Linked DNA regions of Mus musculus: all the other regions are linked to region 3. A link is a loop called in an ENCODE intact Hi-C map of the cell type or tissue named here. Cell type or tissue: heart. All regions are shown on one strand. Each heading gives the region's core, and the rest is flanking DNA. Links, peaks and the distances in the headings are about the cores only.

Region 1 (4,536 bases), core at 356-4,355, 180 kb after region 3:
ATGTGTGTGATCTGACATACATGCTCTTACAGCTCATGCAATCCATGGTTTCCAGTTTCCATGTGGATTTTTCAAGGTCATAATTGAGGTCAGTCTGTAGACTTCAGGAGAAGCAATGCCATGAAGGATAAGCCAGGAGGAGAATTTCGAAGGCTCATCACATCATGACTTGCAAAGCCAATGCCAGCTGAGGTCAGGCAGGTGACTTTCATGACGGGACCAAGTAGAGCAAGCCATGCCAGCTCTCTAGACCACTAATGGGATTAGACTCTCACAGGCAGCCAGACGTCTGTCTGAATGTGAAAATGCCCAGTCTACATTTCCCTTTTCAATGTTATTGTTGTTCTGTTTCTGTTTTTTTTTTAGTTCAAATTTACAGAAAAGCTTAAACAATAATTCCTGAAATCCTTCATTCTCATCATTTAAATTCATTCAGATTTTTAACATTTTGACGCATCACACGTGTTTATATAAATACTTCATAAACCACCTGAGTACATAAACTATGTAAAATGGAATAACTAGTTCTTAAATTTTTCAGTATGCATCTCTTACAAAATGATTATCAAGCCTACAAACCATAACAGTTGTATATTATTGATGGCTCATCTTGAAATTTCTTCATCTTGGTCCAAATTATTTTGGAATCCTTGTTTTTATTCCAAATCAAAGGTCTAATAAAGATTAAAACCTTGCTTTGGTTATGTGCTGTTGGCATAAATGTCCCCTGATGCTTTAAATACACACTTGAAATTTTTATACATGTATACAATGTATCTTGATCATATTCACCCTTTTTCTGCACCCAGGACTTTTCAGCACATCTCCTTCTCATTTCCAGGTGCTCATTTTCTAGTTATTAATTAATTGATTAATTAACTGAGCCCACAGAGTGCAATTAGTACTGCCAGTGTGCACATGAGTGTTAGGTCACCCACTGGAGCATGGGGGACCTGCTGTGGCCATACTCCTCAAAGCAAGATGATGCTCCTCCCTCAGCAGCCATCAACTACCAATAACTTGTCAACTGGGACAGGACAAGATTTAATGAATCAGGACATAACGATATTACCACGTGATAATATCGTTAGGAGGCGAGTGTGAGAGAATAATGTGACCTGAGCTTACATACAGATGTGCAGGAGTCCAGGTGAAGTTACGGGGAAGGCAGGAATTGAGAGAAGTGGGTGCTGTGTGCGACTATAGATGTCTTCCAAGTTAATAAAACAGTGTCACTTGCCACTGAGGGTTTGGAATATGGAATATTAAAGCACTTACCTAGAGTAAGTCTATAGGTTCAATACCCAGAACTCAAGAAAGTTTTAAAAAAATGTCTTTTTTTTTTTTTTTTTTAACCCTAAGGGTTGGAAACCCAATGAAATGCTTTAAGCAAATGTGATTCGTTTATCACAGAGAGATCGTGACAGGCCTACGGGGAAAGGATCCTATTTGAAGAAAAGCAGTACTGTAAGAGGCTGTGTTAGTGCCAGACAGGAAGACTAGAGGCAGTGCTCGGTGGGGGAGGGGAGGGCGAAATTCCAAAGATACTTGGGAGGCTGAGAGACAGGGACACGCTGACAGGAGGTAAGACTGTGAGTCAGAAAAAGGAGTCTAAAACAGATTGCCAACTCATGTGTCTCATGTCCGGTCGGCCGGACAGCCAGAGAACATTGACCGGTGTGTGTTCACTGGATCGGAAAGACAGGGACCAGGGAGCGTGAGGATAAGAGGTTAACAAGAAACACAGTGAGCAGTCAGGGGTAGGGTGCAAGCCAGATGGGGCCTCTCCAGGCACTCCAGCCCTATAGGGAACTTGCTATCCAAATCAAAGGGGTGGAGCCAGAAGGAAGGGGAGGAAACATTGCGGTTTTGCTGAAAGTCTTCCCTGTGTTCTCAGCTGACCTTGAGGCTTTCCTTTCCCCACTTTAAAAAAAAAAAAATCTGGTCAAGACATTCATCAAGAATGAAGAAACTGTGACTATTCTCGAATCTTCTATTTTAAACATTTAATCTTTTTTTTAATTTTCCTTATATTTTTCTATCAAATACTGATGTCATCAAATTGTACTTTTTGTGCAAAGAAAAACTCTAGATAAACCAAGTTAAACCATTCGTGTGGGAGGTCATAATTAGATATCAAATCCTTCCGTGTCTCCCCCCCCCCATTCCTATTCAAATTCATAGCCTCTTTTATTTTCACTGTTGCTACTTAGATATATTTCTAAATTCATAAATACAACCCGCTCGATCTGTATAATGGTACTCATATGTACATTCTTCTGCGCTGACATTTGTTATTGCCAGCCAGTCCGTGTGCATTTCCCTGGGAAAGAGTATCTCTCCTGGATTCAGCATTCCTTAGTCGCCTTTATGTCTTAATGTAGGGTTGAGACCTCATCACTATTTTTTTTTTTTTTTTTTTTTGTCCATGTTGATTCTGTTGTTGTTGTTAATATTTGGATATCTATGTACCTCAACTGTGTGCAGTACCCATGGAGAACAGAAGAGGGCACCACAATCCACGGGAACTGGGGGTCCAGCAGATGCTGAGCCACTGTTTGGGTACCCAGGTCCTCGGGATAAACAACCAGTGTCCTTAAGCAGTAAGCACTGTCTCCAGCCCTGGCCCTGTAGGTTTTTTAAAGTCTTATTCTCCAATGTAACTATGTCTCTAGGATCTTTAGAAGCTCAGAGATGGAAACTAACTCCGCCAGAGAGTTTTTTAAAAGAAAAGAGAAATGAGACGAATAATGTCGAGGTTTTTTTAAAAAGGACAAAATACAGAAGAGAAAAGCCACTGCCGTTTGGGGGGGGGTTCTTTGTTTGTTTGTTTGTTTTTGTTTTTTGGGTTTTTTTGTTGGTGGTGAGTTTTTTGTTTGTTTGGGGGTTTTGTTTGGGGGTTTTGTTTTGTTTGTTTGTTGTTTGTTGTTTTTGTTTTTGTTTGGTTTTTCGAGACAGGGTTTCTCTGTGTAGCCTTGGCTGTCCTGGAACTCACTTTGTAGACCAGGCTGGCCTCGAACACAGAAATCCACCTGCCTCTGCCTCCCAAGTGCTGGGATTAAAGGCATGTGCCACCATGCCCGGCTTGTTTTTGTTTTTGTTTTTGTTTTTCACACATTACATAGGAGCCAGTCCTGCACGGTATGGCTTGTGATGTTTCTCTCTGCGTGCAGAAGTCTTGAGGTAAGGAAGAAGAAGTGGCCACAAAAGCCAAAGGGAATCAGCAGACTTCACATTGTCTCCCCATTCCTACAGAACCCACTCCCCTCTCCATCCCCCGTGGGTCTGGGCACCATGCAGCCTAACGCCGCAGACTGTAAGCTCAGTGGAGGGAGGGATGTCTTTTTTGGATGAGCTGTGGTCGGGACATATTCGGTTCACAAAGCTCTTGACCATCACGAAGGCATCTCGAACTTTCCCTGAGACATCCATTCATTTGAACTTCACCTACTCCACGTCAGTTTTGGTGGTGGAAGGGCGTGACCCTGCTGCCAAATTCACTCCTTTGCTGAACAGCCAGAAGGGAGCCCCAGAGCTATCAAACTGCACTTAGATCCCTGTCACGAAGGAAGCTGTTAGGACTGTGTTGAAGGCAGACTCTTGGCCAAATGAGTTTCATTCCCAAACAGGCTTTAAAGGCCAGAAGAACTAACATAGCCACCAACACCAGATCACCATATTTGAAACAGGACTGCCTTGGGCGTCGGTTTCAGGTTGGTCACTATTTTTTTTAAAGACCCAGAATATTAAATATTATTTTTCAATTGAGTTGGAGTGTTTTAATTGCTAAAATGAAGCAACAATAATAGTAAGTTCTCCATCTAATGTGGAAACAGAGAAGCAAGCATGTGGACAACAACGGATGTGAGCAGTTATCATTTTCCTGGTCCAGTGGAACGGGGTCTGATTTCTCAACCTGAGCGAGGGTGGGCTGAGTTAGAGGAATTTGCAGAGGTAGTGAAGGAGGGCTCTGATACCCCACACACTCATTTGATCCTCCCAGGCCCTGCCCCGCTCTACACTGACTCGTCTTTCCTTGTGTTGTGCCCTAGAGCAGCGCAGGATGGGGGATAGCAGCTTGGGCTTGGCATCCGTACCCACAAAGTTAGAGACGTGATTTTATTTCTATTTAACTGTTCAGGTTTTCCTGTGATTTACCAAAGCTTTTACTGGGAAGTAAGCACGAGAATAATGAAAACATTATCTATCAGTTTCTTCTTAAAATTATGTTGTGTGTGTGTGTGTGTGTGTGTGTGTGTGTGTGTGTGTGTGTGTGAAAGAGAGAGAGAGACAGAGAGACAGAGAGACAGAGAGATCACTTGAGCACATTCACAGTACCTTTTATCTTATTTGCAACATGGTCTCTTCTCCATCCAGCACTCTATACACCACTCACTCACTATACAGCAGGACTACAAGCTTCCTAACTTGCAACATGGTTGCTGCCACAGGGCTTTATCTGAGTTCCTATGATTCAAAGTTAATTCCTCATGCTTGCATGATAAGCACTTTCCCCAGTGAGGCCTTTCCGCCAGC
Region 2 (4,536 bases), core at 356-4,355, 51 kb before region 3:
CACCTTTCTTCAATTTCTTACTCCTGGACAGGGCTTGAAGTTTAGAGCTTCTCTCATCTACTTTAACAAGGTCTCCTCACTCATTTAACCTGTGGACCTGGTAGATATATTCTCCTAAAAAGAATATGTAGTACAAATTAAATTTCTAGAATTGGGGACAATATACCAAAGATTACAAATTAAATTTCTAGAATTGGGGACAATATACCAAAGATTCCTCAAAGCATTTGGATCTTCAGGTAAGCAGAATCCTAAAAAAGGACAAGTGTGTGTGTGTGTGTGTGTGTGTGTGTGTGTGTGTGTGTGCTGGGTGTGCTGGCACACACCCTTAATCTTAGCACTCCAGCAGGTAGAGGCAGGTAGATCTTTGAGTTGGAGGCAAATCTGATCTCCAGAGTGAGTTCCAGAGTAGCCAGGGATGCACAGAGAAACCCTGTATTGGAACAGTAACAATAAAGAGAAAACAAAATAAATTTTCATGCAAAAATTAAAATATATAATTCATAATAGTTTAGGGCTGTGAATCATGAAAGTTAATTATGCTATATATAACTGTAAAGGGTAGGATGTTATGCTTTTAGGATTCAGATGGATATAGCATAACTCAGAATATTGGTTGTATTTTGACAGTGGATCTCTAACCTGGCTCCACAAAAGAATTTACTACATACAGAGCTTCTGCAAAACGTCCATCACAGATACATTAAAATCAAAACTTACAGAAAAGAAACTCCTAACGTTAACATTATTATGAATATAGTGATCTGATATAAAGCTGGGGGTAGGGTGAGTCAGTAGCTTGAATGATGGCCTTCCTTGGTGCCCTTAACCAGAGTTTACCAAGCATGACTGATAATGCCATGGAAAGCAAACTCCTGGTACAGAGAGACTTAGACTTAACGGGTCCTCACTAATGGGCACATAAATGAATTGGTGGTAGAGGTGATACAGTTGTCAGGGATGGAAATCTCTATCTTTGAGAGTCTCTTAAAACAAAGCTTTAAAAAAATTATTTATTTATTTTATGTATATGAGTACACTGTTGCTGTCTTCAGACACACCAGAAGAGTGCATCGGATCCCATTACAGATGATTGTAAGCCACCATGTGGTTGCTGGGAATTCAACTCAGGACCTCTGGAAGAGCAGTCAGTGCTCTTAACCACTGAGCCATCTCTCCAGCCCAAGGCAAAGCACTTCATATGATGATCCAGAGTCCTAGAAATAGTTTTGATACACATCATTTTGGTTTACTAAGCTGAAACCTTAACTGGGTCAGACTACTGGGTTCCGGGGTGATTTCATCTTTACTGAAAATATGACTTTGACCTTGCTTGATGCAAAACAACTCAAGGTTTGATTTCTAAATGGGTTTCCCTGGTTAAATTTACAAAACAGGGAGACCGCTTTGATAAAAATATGCTTTTGATGAGATTTTGGAATTCATTGCTGGATATACTCTGTGAGTACTTGCACCATGTCAACTTGAAAGAAAAGAGCAAATATATTATATTTTGGGGGAAGGGGAGTTTTTTATGTTTTAGACAGGGTCCTATTATGAAACTCAGGCTATTCTCAAACTCAAAGGCCTCCTATCTCAGTCTCCTGGTTGCTAGGACATTGTCAAGCTTAAATGATTAGACTGTCAAACTGAACTGAATTGCGAGTAAGATTCTTAAACTGTCCCATGATCTATCACTCTACTCTTCCATTCTCCACAGGCCAGTGCTTCTCAGGCTTTTCCATTTGTGTCTGTTAGATCACCTTTCTCCTTGTGGGAGGTCCAACTCACACAGCCCATTCTGAGTGGAGCTTAACTTCCTAATTTGCAACTGTGTCTGTTTCCACTGACCAGCAGTATTTTATCTTTTGTGGTTTTGGAGGCCTCTCAATCCATCCTTCCTCTATAATAGAAAAAGTAGAAATAGTCACTCTGCATTTTTCCTCTCCAGTCCTTCTGACACCAACCCCACTTCCTGTTCAGATAGGGGCTCCTCTACTGGAGGATAATGCAACTTGCCACCTGCTCCCTGATTTCTGTCAAACTGGTAGAGTTTGAACTCTGCCTTGTTGTGTTCTAAGGTTACCTCAGAATGGAACATTTGAGAGTTCTTTAGTATTTCTAAAGTCAACACTACCAGATATGCCTGTTCCAGGGCAGGGGAGATACTGTTTTTAAAATTGCACTTCAATACATCCCTTGACGTGTCCTTGGACTTATCAGTCAAGACAGACCTTTGAATCAACAGTTGCTAGCCACTAGGCATGGTGGTGCATACCTACTGAGCTAGCATTTGGGAGATTAAAGCTAAAGGATTGCATCCCAGAGCAGCCTGAGCTATGAAAGGAAAAGAAAAAAAAATTATTCTTAACTCAGTAGATCATATATTTTATCTATCCCAACTAAATATTCAGTTTTTCTAGTGTGATCAAGTCTGCACCCATCAGCTACAACCATATAAAACAATACTACCGTGAATGTTGATCAAACATTGAGCAAGATTACTACTGAAAAAGAAATGGGAGCAACTGAAATGTTCCTGAGGAAATGGAGGTCAGAACCAGAGAAAAAGATGCTGGACATTGAAACCTCATCCATCTCCTGGAAGCTGAGTTTGTACTCCAGAGGGCAATCGATGAAAGCAGGGAGGAAGTTGAGGGAGATTGGCCTGGCATCTAGATGCACTCATTCCAAAGCACTGAGATAGAAGGAAGGACTAGAAAGGAGAGCAAGCGCAGGGAGGAACACAGAAGGACCTAAACGTGCTACCTAGTTTCTCTTAGTTTAGTTTACATGGAATTTTAGTTTAGTATAGTTTATAGTTTTTTTAATAATCAAAATTCATACTGTGCCCTTAAATCTGTACAATTCCTATGTATAGGGGAACTCTTATGAGTCAGTGCTAGAGCGACTGCCTGGCACATACTGGGCCCTAGGTTTGACCCACAGCATTGTCAGAAATAGCAACAATAATCAGTAGATAAACATTTTAAAATACAGTTCCAGGAAGATAGAACAACCATGAAATAAAAAGACAGTGTGCTACTTGTTTAGGTTCTAGGAAATTGGAACTGAATAGTTCAGAAGTTCTTTTTGGTAAGTCATTGTCAGCAGACAAAATTTCAGCTGATTCTTCTTCAAACTTGCAGAAGTGGATTATAAATGAAACATCGCTAAGTGACTACAGCTATCCTCAGGATCTCACACTTCCTCGAGATGAACAACAGAAGACATGCAGTGTATTCCTCTGCAGTTGTTTAGAATTGTCTCCTACATCACCCATAGCTGAGCCTAACTCTCTCAGATCCTATGCACCTCTGACAGGATTGATACCAATGCTGGTCCAATCAGCCAAGCAAGGCTTGCAATCAGACTATGTGACTCTGCATCAAATCACTCAAGGAAACCAGTCTGCGACACCACATGTGTTATCACCCAGGCAGTCTGCAAACTAGATTCCAAACTACACAAGCAATTTGGTCTGCCTTCTGAAGAAAATTAGTAGTGAGGCTACTCAGAAGAATATATTTCAGGTCATGCAGATTATTAGAGAGAGAGAGAGAAGAGAGATGAGGGTTAAAGATACCCCTGTTTTATATCTGTAACATCTGACATAATTTTAGAAATCCAGATTTTTCTTCTTCAGAGGTATTTCCTATAATGTAGTGATTTCAAGACTTCTTTGAGCTGACTTTTAGTCAAGGATGATGACTGACTTGCTCCTGCCAACTTTTCATGATGAGCTCACAATATAGAAACAGGGATCTGCATGACACAAGAACCAAGCCTTTAGAACTAGAATGTTTGTATCCTTGGTCTCTCACCCAGGAGCCCAGCACACCTTCCTTAAGTCTGAGACTCATCTAAGAGCAAGCATAATACATAATACATACTAAGAAGCCACATTATCTGAGCAATTCCCAAATAATAGAACTATTCATTTTAGACATCATCATTTAGTACTTATTTGTTTTATCATTTTTGATCTGGGCAAATAAGTCACTAACTCTGTCCAGACTTCAGCTGGTCTGGGAATGCGTAAGTGACACCGTCTATACATCTTTCCAGTTCTAAGAAGCCCATGAAGGAAATCACATCTGCCACCAATATTAAAAAATAAAAAAAGAGCACAAGTTATGAATTCTGCTGAGTAGCAGTCCTACTTCTGCATTTCACAACTTTCTTCAAGAACACGGAGCAGTGAATCCCTTTCATCTGTCCTAGTCTCCAAAACACGTTGTCCAAGATGGGGGCTGGATAAAAATCCCAGCTTGGGGAAGACAAAGAGTGGTGGGTTTTTGAAATAACAAAAAGAGCTCAAATTATTAGTATAAGACTTTTATGTTCATCTCTGCATAAGATATTGAAGTTATTTTTAGTGAATTTCTCAAACACTCCATGTTGGTCAGGATGATGTAGCTAGAGAGAAGGGACAAATTTGAGGGAGGGAAGGAGCCTGGCTTGGATTCTTAGCCTCCACCACCTACTGTGTGACCCAGGAACTCTTTTTTCTGCTTTGGGGAGGTGCAGCATGTG
Region 3 (4,536 bases), core at 309-4,308:
CATAGGATAGCCTGCATAGGCAGAGCTGCTGTGAGAGTACATTCCAGGAAAACCTTAAGAGATTACTTTAATAATAAACCATGCATTCTTCAGCAAGCTGTCACGGGATTAACTACCCCTTTCTCGGCTGGGAACACAGTCCAGACTCCACCCCACCCTACCACAGGGCAGGTTTTTGTGCAAACGACTGTCCTTATGTGGGGACCTTGGTTTATAAAGCACTGCATTTAATTTTTTTCCTACTTTAATTCTCTAAACAAATTTTAGTGGTGATGAACACCGGGGTGGACTTTGGTGTGTGTGTGTTTCTTATGTGGAGATGTTCATTTTAGACTTACTGAAAAGTTATCAACTTAGATGTGGTAGGAATGGTAAGAAACAGGACCTCCTGGGATAAAAAGAGTTAAATTTATTTTCATCCCCCCCCCCCCCCATAATGTGAGCAGGACATTGAACTACTGCCAAGACCAATATCAGCACCCTAGAGGTATAAAAATACACTGCAAAACCAGAACTCTCTACTGTGGGCTCTTTAGATTTCTGTCTAACACAAGGGTGTTCGCTTTAAGCAGCCACTATGAGCCTGCTGCTCACAAATGAGCTCTTTGGGTCCACATCACTGCTTCACAACTGCAGTTCACAGCAGATGAAATCGTTTTCTTTCTCTGGTTTCTAAGGCAAATCCATTCCATCTAGTGGGAGCAAGTTAACACATTTTGATAATAATCTTTCAACTATATAGATAAAGACAAAGGCCTAAGTGGCCACTTCCACATTGAGAAATGATTCATGTCTGTCTGTAGACTTGTTTCTTTTATATTATCAGAGCCCCTGTTTGTGTGAATGAACTACCTTTTTTTCCCCTAATTTTTGAACTTTTTGAAATGACACCATTTCTCTAGACTACTAGATTTGAGAATCAAAGTGTGATGTTCTCAGAGCTAGCAGAATTAAAGTTCGCACCTATGTCTTGTGCCTTCATAGAACTGAAAAGTAGACCTTCCATCATTCACTGAAAATCCTTTTTTTTTCAACCATAGAAAATTACCTCAGAGGAATATTGGAAGCACACACACACACACACACACACACACACACACCTCTACTCTGCACACCCAAGTGTGAAGGGAATCCAGAGGTCAGGTAGGGGCAGCACCTGGACCAGCTGTGTTGCTCTGTGTCTCTTACTCTCCCTGCATGAGGGCTGCTCCAAGCCTGACCTACTTGCAAGCAGAAACTGCCACTCTCATTGAGCTACCTCAAATTACAGTGATTTTGCAGCTGGGGCTAGGCATGGACCACAAAATACATCCTTGGTGCACCATAAGCCCAATTTGAACCCTGGATTCTCAGTGGTAAAATGCAAATCCATTGTGTTGCTTACTCAATAAAATCAATAACCCGTTTCCATCCAAGTCACAATTTGTCATTTTCATAGTCAGTACATTCTGCTTACAACAGGGGAGGAGGGGCAGGAGGGAGAGGGAAGAAGAGGAGGAGCAGAAGGAAAAACAGACAAGAGGAGGAGGAACAAGAAAAAAAGGACTAAATAAGAAAGTGGAAGAGGAGGAAGGGGGAGGGGAAGGAGGGAAAAGGGGGGAAGGAGGGAGAAGGGGGAGGGGAAGGAGGGAGAAGGGGGAAGGAGGGAGAAGGGGGAGGGGAAGGAGGGAGAAGGGGGAGGGGAAGGAGGGAGAAGGGGAGGAGGATCTTCCCAAAGCTTAATTTCTTAAGTACTTGAAAAGCACCACTGTTTCTGTGACTATTTAACAATTGTCCCCTGACTTTAAAATATACAGAAAAGAAATTGTGAGATTCTATAGGATTCCCAAGGTCTGCTCTGCCGGGCTATCCACAGCTGAGCATCGATGAAACACCTTCCAATACTTATTCACATATCTCAATATTTTCATGAAGGAATAAGAAATGCTGTAGAAACTAGCAGACAAAGTCATGTTATCTACGTGTGGGTGGATATACACTGAAATGATCACAAATGTAGATCATTTATATGGAGGCTAACTTGTTTTGTTTAGGCCAGTTTAATAGCGAGAATATGCTCGAGCGTGATATTAAATTTCAATAACAGGGCATCTTTTTACTTGGGCACACATAGATTTCCCTCCTGTTTAAGCACGTTCACAATTAAAGAATAGTGATTTTCTTTAAAGGTAACAATCCAGTCACATGCCCAGCTTTAGAAAGGACAGACTGGACCCGGGAACGGAAAGTCAGGAGTAAAGGCGCGTCTTTGTTCAAAATGCCCCAGGCGGTTTAGGATGAGTTCGCAGTTCGCGTGCCACGCCACTCGAAGTGGCAATCCAGGGAACGGATCTGCGAAACGCAGCTCAGAGGATCCCATCCTTTTCCTCCAGAATTTCCCTTTTCCTGTCCTTACGTGCACCCTTTCTGGCCCAAGGCAGTGTGGGGCTCCTGGCCCGGGTTGTGTGCACGCTCCTTTTTCCGGGTCTCTGCGATCGCCCCCAGCTGGCCGGGCGCACGGGGCGCAGGAGGCGCAGGAGGCGCCGGATCTCCGTGGCTTTAGTTCGAGTTAATAAACAGTTAAGTTTGGAAGACTCGGCAGACACGTTGAGGGGGAGTTACCAAGTCCAGGCAGCAAAAACATCCCGCCGCCACATTCCTGGAGAGTCCTCAGAGCCAGCATCTGATTAGAACCATATCTCTACCGGGAGTGGCCGCGCGGCTATTTAAGTGGCGTTCTCCGCGTCCTCGGCGCTGCAGCCTTGAGGCTTCGGGCGCGGGGAAGTCATGCTGGCTCCACAGAAGCACTAGCTAGTCCGTGAGTAACTCTGCCATCCCCCTTCCCTTCGGTCCCTTCTTTCTTTCTTTCTTTCTTTCTTTCTTTCTTTCTTTCTTTCTTTCTTTCTTTCTCTTTTTTTCCTTTTTTTTCTTTTTTTTTCTTTTTTTTCTTTTTTTGCGACCTACTTCTCTCCTTTGCTGGCTCCTCTCTTCCCATCCCTGCCTTGGCTGCAGACCTTGGGCGCTGGGGAAATCTTACAAATGAGACAGTGTACTCCGGGGAGAGCAGCGGGTTTTGTGGCCTGACATCTGTGGAATGCTTCCAAGGAATGCATTTTACCTTTGGGGTCGGACTCAAGGCGCCCATCCTGTGACATTTAACGAGTCCCTGTGTGTGTGTGTGTGTGTGTGTGTGTGTGTGTGTGTGTGTGTGTGTGTGTTGTACACGAGCCCTAGTTTTTAGGGCTTAGGGGACATCCCAGGGAATGCGCGGTGTGGCTGCTGACCACCTAATAAACTCCTGAATGATGTTCAGTTTTACTGTGCGACAAAGGCTGGGGACATGGTCTGTGCCTCCGAGGAGCTATTTTCTGCTGACTGACAGCACAGGGCATTAAAAATGTGAACTTTGTCTTATACCAGCATTCCTAAGAAAAGTATCTGCCCAAGCCACGTAACAAACTTGTTTTAAATCGTGAAGCGTTTGAATGCTGTTTTTCTTGACTGTTGTAAATTATTTGGAAGGATTAAGAATTCAAGAAGAGGGACTAAACTGTGTTTAAAACCTTGGAGACCCTGCCAACGTAGCGGTTCTCTTTGCGGCATAGAGCTGGCTGTTATTTCTTCCTGCCTGCTCTCCTCCACTTAATCCTGAGTCTGGAATTCAGCTCTGTAGTCGGTTTCAGATGGGAGCTGTGTGAATCCGAAGGGAAATTTAACTGGATTAAAAACAGTTAAAAAATATGGATGTTATCTCCACCCGAGGCACCCCCTCCCACCCTTTCCTCTTTCTTCGCCTGTGTTTGGAAGAAAGGGAGCCACCCTGTAAACCGAGAAGAGCAAAAACGAGCAAGCTTCCAGGCACATGGAAAGCTTTAAAAATTATGGAGGGGCAACTTCATGAATAGTAAATGTTGCTGTTGCTCTATAAAGATGAAAAAATTTCTGGCCCTAATCAGGCAAAGCAGGAGGGGAAGGGTGGAGGTAGATATAACTCCAACCTAAGTAATGGCAGAAAATTTGCCAAAATCCCTTGGAGATAGCTGATAAGGCTCCAGGAACGCTTCTGATGGGATGTCTAACCTACCTAGTTTACAATCTTGAGGCCTGGGTTCTGCACATAGTAGCAGTGACTGGTTGTTTAGAAAGGAGGGACTAGCCAGGACTCGGGAGCCACTGCTACCAAATGGCTTTTCATGGTGCTATCTTGTCCTGGATTAGGCTGCCCTGTTTTAGCTAGCTACCCCACCCACCAAGGACTCTACCTCTCTCCACTCCCTTGGTTGAGGCAGGGCACAGCAGTACTGAAAGAAATGTACTGGCTTGAGAATTTAGGAGTGTTGGGGATTCAGGCTTTGGAGAGGAAAACAGCTATCTAGACAAAGCAATGCTAGAGGAACACAGCTCAGAAGGCGAGATTAGCAAGAGCCCTTGAGAAAGCACCAGAGAGGTGTGGTGGTCTCTTCCAGCACTCGCATCAGACACAGACCACTTCTTCCCTAGTTCGTAGTCACTGTCTCCTAAAACTCGCTGGGTTCTTCCCAAGCCTTGTTTAAAAAC

The links. Peaks named below come from ENCODE experiments on the same cell type or tissue, not always from the same donor. Only the 100,000 strongest peaks of a DNase experiment are listed, where the experiment ranks them.
Region 1: a loop joins it to region 3, with 3 times the contacts of the local background. A loop is called at or near these places in 3 of 42 quality-filtered maps.
Region 2: a loop joins it to region 3, with 2.0 times the contacts of the local background. A loop is called at or near these places in 3 of 42 quality-filtered maps.

The regions. Positions count from the first base shown.
Region 1 is chr15:6,563,546-6,568,081 of GRCm38, forward strand. It overlaps a transcript of Fyb not described here. Among named protein-coding and RNA genes, the nearest start is that of Fyb, 14 kb to the right of the region's middle. In heart, for the core only: a CTCF peak has its summit at 2,510 (motif pointing right); DNase peaks (open chromatin) are centred at 1,556 and 1,786; H3K4me3 peaks cover 595 bases; H3K27ac peaks cover 1,667 bases.
Region 2 is chr15:6,333,096-6,337,631 of GRCm38, forward strand. It overlaps a transcript of Dab2 not described here. Among named protein-coding and RNA genes, the nearest start is that of Gm16311, 25 kb to the left of the region's middle. In heart, for the core only: no CTCF peak of the experiment used is centred there; a DNase peak (open chromatin) is centred at 1,876.
Region 3 is chr15:6,384,136-6,388,671 of GRCm38, forward strand. Dab2 (disabled 2, mitogen-responsive phosphoprotein) reads left to right here and starts at 2,613. Exons shown (of 15, transcript NM_023118.5): 1 at 2,613-2,797. In heart, for the core only: a CTCF peak has its summit at 2,491 (motif pointing left); DNase peaks (open chromatin) are centred at 2,466, 3,066 and 4,186; H3K4me3 peaks cover 2,513 bases; H3K27ac peaks cover 2,497 bases.